2 separate regions of the Homo sapiens genome follow, and region 1 is linked to region 2. A link is a loop called in an ENCODE intact Hi-C map of the cell type or tissue named here. Cell type or tissue: OCI-LY7. All regions are shown on one strand. Links, peaks and the distances in the headings refer to the core of each region. The heading gives the core; the rest is flanking DNA. Region 1 has its middle 6.0 kb from the start of VASH2. Region 2 overlaps TATDN3 (TatD DNase domain containing 3).

Evidence for each region. Peaks named below come from ENCODE experiments on the same cell type or tissue, not always from the same donor. Only the 100,000 strongest peaks of a DNase experiment are listed, where the experiment ranks them.
Region 1: it touches region 2 in a loop (4-fold over the local background); 3 of 110 quality-filtered maps call a loop at or near these places.

Annotation. Positions count from the first base shown.
Region 1 is chr1:212,943,081-212,946,000 of GRCh38, reverse strand. No RefSeq gene overlaps it. Among named protein-coding and RNA genes, the nearest start is that of VASH2, 6.0 kb to the left of the region's middle. In OCI-LY7, for the core only: no CTCF peak of the experiment used is centred there; a DNase peak (open chromatin) is centred at 1,640; H3K4me3 peaks cover 1,639 bases; H3K27ac peaks cover 2,500 bases.
Region 2 is chr1:212,793,471-212,796,390 of GRCh38, reverse strand. TATDN3 (TatD DNase domain containing 3) reads right to left here. Exons shown (of 10, transcript NM_001042552.3): 2 at 1,264-1,296. Among named protein-coding and RNA genes, the nearest start is that of TATDN3, 3.0 kb to the right of the region's middle. RefSeq lists enhancers at 1,436-1,485, 1,826-1,895, 1,774-2,274. In OCI-LY7, for the core only: no CTCF peak of the experiment used is centred there; a DNase peak (open chromatin) is centred at 1,710; H3K4me3 peaks cover 748 bases; H3K27ac peaks cover 2,500 bases.

The DNA.
Region 1 (2,920 bases), core at 325-2,824, 150 kb before region 2:
TGGAATGAGAAGAACTGGACTTAGATAATATCTCATTATTCAAATGCCAGCTGCTATCATGATGAGAAATAAGACAAAATCCTACCCTGATGGTTCATATTTCTAGCTCTACTAGTTATTAATGGTAAAATTTTGGGTAAGTTACTCAGCATCTATGAGCCTTAATTTCCTCATGAAGACGGTATGATACTACTCTAGAGGGATATTGTGAGGACAGAGAGGTAAGGTATGTAAAAACACATGCTAAATTCCTGGTACATGTAAGTTGGGCTTTCATCTGAATCTGAGACAGTGACACAAACAGATTTGGAGACATCTGTTCCCAGCACATTTCACTGCCTGGGAGTCAAGACTGAGAAATTACTGCAGCTGCCCAGGGAAAGGGATGTATATTTCAAACAAGCCATGGGTGTGTGGAGGGGAAAAGAAAAAGCTGAGAGGCATAGGAGTAGGCGGGCAGTGGCACACAGGAACAGGAAGAATTTGTTTCTGCCTCTATTGACAGCACAGAGGAAGATCTACCCAGTTATGGGTTGAATTGTGTGTCCCCATCCCCAAATTCGTATGTTCGTATGTTGAAGTTCCAACCCCTAGCACTTCACAATGTAACCTTATTCAAAAATAGAGTCTTTGCAAACATAATTAGTTAAGATGAGGTCATACCAGAGTAGTAAGACTGATATCCTTATAAAAGGGAAACTTGGATGCAGAGACAGACATGTGCACAGAGAGAACACCATGTGAAGATAGGAGTGTTGCTGCCACAAGCCAAGGAACTACCAGAATCCAGGAGAGAGGCCTGGAACAGACCCTTTCCTGCACCCTCAGAGGGATCCTGGCCTTGCCAATACCTTGCTCTCAGACTTCCAGCCTCCAGAAGTGTGGGATGATAAATTTCTGTTTAAGCCACTCAGTTTGTGGCACTTTGTTTTTTTGTTTGTTTGTTTTGAGACAGAGTTTCGCTCTGTCGCCCAGGCTGGAGGTGCAGTGGTGCAATCTCAGCTTACTGCAACCTCCGTCTCCTGGGTTCAAGTGATTCTCCTGCCTCAACCTCCCAATTAACTGGGATTACAGGCACCCACCATCACGCCCTGCTAATTTTTGTATTTTTAGTAGACATGGGGTTTCACCACATTGGCCAGGCTGGTCTCGAACTCCTGACATGAGGTGAACCACCCTCCTCAGCCTCCCAAAGTGCTGGGATTACAGGCATAAGCCACCGTGCCCAGACAGTTTGTGGCACTTTGTTTTAGTGGCCCTAGCAAACTAATACACCCCATATGAGGCTGATACCCACATGGGGCTGATGAAAGTTCAGCCCATGTGTTCGGGGCCTATGATCATCCTGATGAGGGATGTTACCACTGCACTGAACTAGTGAACTGACTTTTTCACTAAATATCAACACTAATATTCTGTAAATCATGAGATTTAGCAATCCTGCTGTGTTCTAGGACCACAGAAGAGAATGCCAAATGAGGAACTTAAGCGTCTTTCCTGGAGGTCTCAGAAAAATCAAATAGCTTCTTCATCTCTCACTTCCCTAAAGGATATTTTGCATATATTCCATGGTAGTATCTGAATCACATATATTGTCACCTATTCATAGGCACAGGCTGGAGTGCAGTGGCGCAATCTCAGCTCACTGCAGCCGTGACTTCCTGGGCTCAGGTGATCCTCCCACCACAGTATCTTGAGTAGCTGGGACCACAGGTGCACATCACTACATTCAGCTATTTTTTCTTTTTATTTTTTTTGTAGAGACAGGATGTATTCGTCCATTCTCACATTGCTATAAAGAACTGCCAGGCTGGGCGCGGTGGCTCATGCCTGTAATCCCAGCACTTTGGGAGGCCAAGGTGGGTGGATCACGATGTCAGGAATTCGAGACCAGCCTAACCAACATGGTGAAAGCCTGTGTCTACTAAAAATACAAAAATTAGCCGGGCATGGCGGAACGCACCTGTAATCCCAGCTACTCAGGAGGCTGAGGCAGGAGAATCACTTGAACTCGGGAGGCAGAGATTGCAGTGAGCTGAGATCGTGCCACTGCACTCCGGCCTGGGCAACAGAGCAAGACTCCATCACAAAACAACAACAAAAACAAACAAAAAAAGAACTGCCTGAGACTAGGTAATTTATAAAGAAAATAAATTTAATTGGCTCATGTTTCCACGGACTGTACAGGAAGCATGGCTGGGGAGGCCTCAAGAAACTTATAATCATGGTGGAAGGTGAAGGGGAAGCAGGCACATCCTACTTGTCTGGAGCAGGAGGAAGAGAGCAAAGGGAAAGGTGCTACACACTTCTAAACAACCAGATCTCATGAGAACTCATTATCACTAGAATAGCAAGGGGAAAATTCACCCCCATGACCCAATCACCTCCCACTAGGCCCCTCCTCCAACATTGGGGATTACAGTGCGACATGAGATTTGGGCAGGGACACAAATCCAAGCCATATCACGGGGTTTCACCATGTTACGCAAGCTGGTCTCAAACTCGGGCTTGAGAGATCCACTGGCCTCAGCCTCCCAAAGTGCTGAGATTACAGAAGTGAGCCACCATGCCTGGCCTGTTTTGTACCATTTCTAATTGGTTTGGATCTAGTTCTTGCCACAAAAAGAGCAAAACAAAAAGTAACACTTATCAAGTACTTTATGTCAAGCACAATCTAAGCACCTCACTTGCATTATGTCATTTAATGCTCACAAGAAATCTATGCTGTAAGTTTTAAACTGAAACTGGAAAAGGTTAAACAGTTGGCCCAAAGTCCAGCCAGCAAAGGAAAACCACAAAAATAACTTGTCCATTTCAGCCTCAGCTCTGAATAGAAAAAAAGCATAATAATAAAAAAGTTTCCTTCAAGAGTTTGTAACTATATTATCTGGCCTTGCAGTTAACTTATACTATCTGGATA
Region 2 (2,920 bases), core at 325-2,824:
GGCTATCATTGAGTATTTACTATGTTTCAGACCTTATGTTCAGTGAATATAAATATTGCCTCATTTAATTTACAGAAACCTATAAAGTAGGCTATAGTCTACTGTATAGATCAGGAGACAGAGTTTTGGATGTCGAATAACTTGCCCAAGGTCATCAGGTCTATATATGTCCAAAGCCCACATTCCTAATTAAGCTGCCACAGTGAAAGTTACCTGTATGTAAAAATGCACTACAACCATTTCTGGCTGTATCATTTTTTGAGATGGCCACAAAATGCTAGTTACAATGAATTTCATAAACACTTCCAAAAAAATAATTTTTCTAAGCAAATCAAAACATCTCAGAAAACTTTAATAATATATCCCAGATCTCCAGAACCACATGAATTTAAAAACTGAAAGATGGACCAATTTGTTCCATAGGGCTGTTGAGCATGGTAGCTATAGGAACATGTTTTGAATTCAGACTAACTTGTCTCTATCAGTTCACTAGCATGTGTCTTTGGACCAGTTACTCATCTCTAGGCCTTAGATTCCTCATCTATAAAAATGGGGAATGATTGGCTATAAATTAGTAATTTCCTCAGAAGGCTATTGTGAAACATTGAATGAGGTAAAGTCGAGAAAGGCCTTAGCTCACTACCTGGCATGTAGCAAACACTTAATAAATGCTACTTAGGCTGGGAGCAGTGCCGCATGCCTATAATCCCAGCATTTTGGGAGCCCAAGGTGGGTAGATTGCTTGAGCTCAGAAGTTTGACACCAGCCTGGGCAATATAGTCAGATCTTGTCTCTATTTTAATTATAAATAATAAAAATTGGCTGGTCGTAGTGGGTCACGCCTGCAATCTCAGCACTTTGGGAGGTCGAGGTGGGCAGATCACCTCAGGTCAGGAGTTCAAGACCAGCCTGGCCAACATGGTGAAACCCTGTCTCTACTAAAAATACAAAAATTATCTGGGTGCAGTGACGTGTGCCTATAGTCCCAGCTACTCAGGAGGCTGAGGCAGGAGAATCACTTGAACCTTGGAGGCAGAGGTTGCAGTGAGCTAAGATCACACGACTGCACTCCAGCCTGGGCGACAGAGCGAGACTCTGTCTCAATAAATAAATAAATAAATAAATAAAATAATAAAAATAAAAAATGCTACTTACTATAAACTACTGAAACATCAAGGTAGTATATCTAAATTTCAAGCTGTTTTGGCTTGAAATGATAGTTAAAATAAAAAACCAAAAGAGCAATTACAAATATTGACTTACCTTCTTGGCTTTCTCCAACACATCATCCAAATCCTAAAACAAGCATAAGAAATCACCATTATTTTAGATGAATAAGCAGCTAATCTTGGACTGTATATGTCAATGTAGTTGTGGCATCACAAAAAATAACAATGATAGCAACTAATGGAGTGGTGGAAAACAAAGAGCCTACACTGACCCACTTCCTGTTTACTCTTACTATCAGTAAAGTCTGGCTACTGTTCCCAGCACTAAAACAGAAGCCTCTATTGTCAAATATACAGGGTATTTCTCTGTCCTCATCTTACTCTACTCCTCAGCAGCATTCGGAATCCCTCACTTGCTTACTCCTTCCTTCTTGAAATGCTTTCCACCCTTCACTTCTGCAATACCACTCTCTCATTGGTGGCTACTTGTCAGTCTCCTTGACTAGCTCCCCTTCCTCTTTCAGACTTCAAGAACATCTGCTCCTCTCTCTGCACTTGCCTTGAGTGATTTCACTTCCTCTCATGGTTTTATCATCATTATGCTGAGGCCCCCATTTTTTTTCTTTTTTTTGAGATGAAGTTTCACTCTTGTCTCCCAGCTGTAGTGCAATGGTGCGATCTCGGCTCATTGCCACCTCTGCCACCCGGGTTCAAGTGATTCTCCTGCTTCAGCCTCCAGAGTAGCTGGGATTACAGGTGACCGCCACCACACTCAGCTAAATTTTGTATTTTTAGTAGAGATGGTGTTTCACCATGTTGGCCAAGCTGGTCTTTAACTCCTGATCTCAGGTGACCCACCCACCTTGGCCTCCCAAAGTGCTGGGACTACAGGTGTGAGCCATCGAACCCAGCCTGAGTCCCCAATTTTTTTTTTTTTTTTTGAGATGGAGTCTCGCTCTGTCACCCAGGCTGGAGTGCAGTGTCACGATCTCGGCTCACTGCAAGCTCCGCCTCCCGGGTTCACACCATTCTCCTGCCTCAGCCTCCCAAGTAGCTGGGACTACAGGCACATGCTGCCATGCCCAGCTAATTTTTTTGTACTTTTAGTAGCGACAGGGTTTCACCATGTTAGCCAGGATGGTCTCGATCTCCTAACCTTATGATCTGCCCACCTCGGCCTCCCAAAGTGCTGAGATTACAGGCATGAGCCACTGCGCCCGGCCCCCAATTTTTATCTTTAGCTTGTAATTCTCTCCTGAGCCCATGACTCATGTTTAAAAATTATGACATCTTCATTTGGATGGGATTAGGTTTCCCAATATGCCCCAAACATAAATCTTTATTTTCTCCCCACAAACCTATTCCTTCTGCTGACCTCCCCACCTCCACCTCAGACCTTGGTCTTCCCTTATCTCAGTAAACCAGCACCACCATCTTCCCTATAGCACAAGCTAATAATCTGAGTCATCCTTGACTCCTCCCTTTCCCTTGCTATCCACATCCAATTCTTCAGTACTTACTGTGGATTCTCTCTCTAAAATGTATCTTGAATCCATGTATTCATCTCAAACTCACCTGCTATCATCATAGTACCAACAGCCAACATCTCTTGCCTATATACTGCAAAAGCCTCCTAACTAGTCTTGTAGCTTCCACTCTTCTCCTCCACCCATTTGCCATACAGCAGCAAAATGGTGTTAAAATGGATAGCATCATGCCTATCCATTTTTGTGTAATCCCAGGACTTTGGG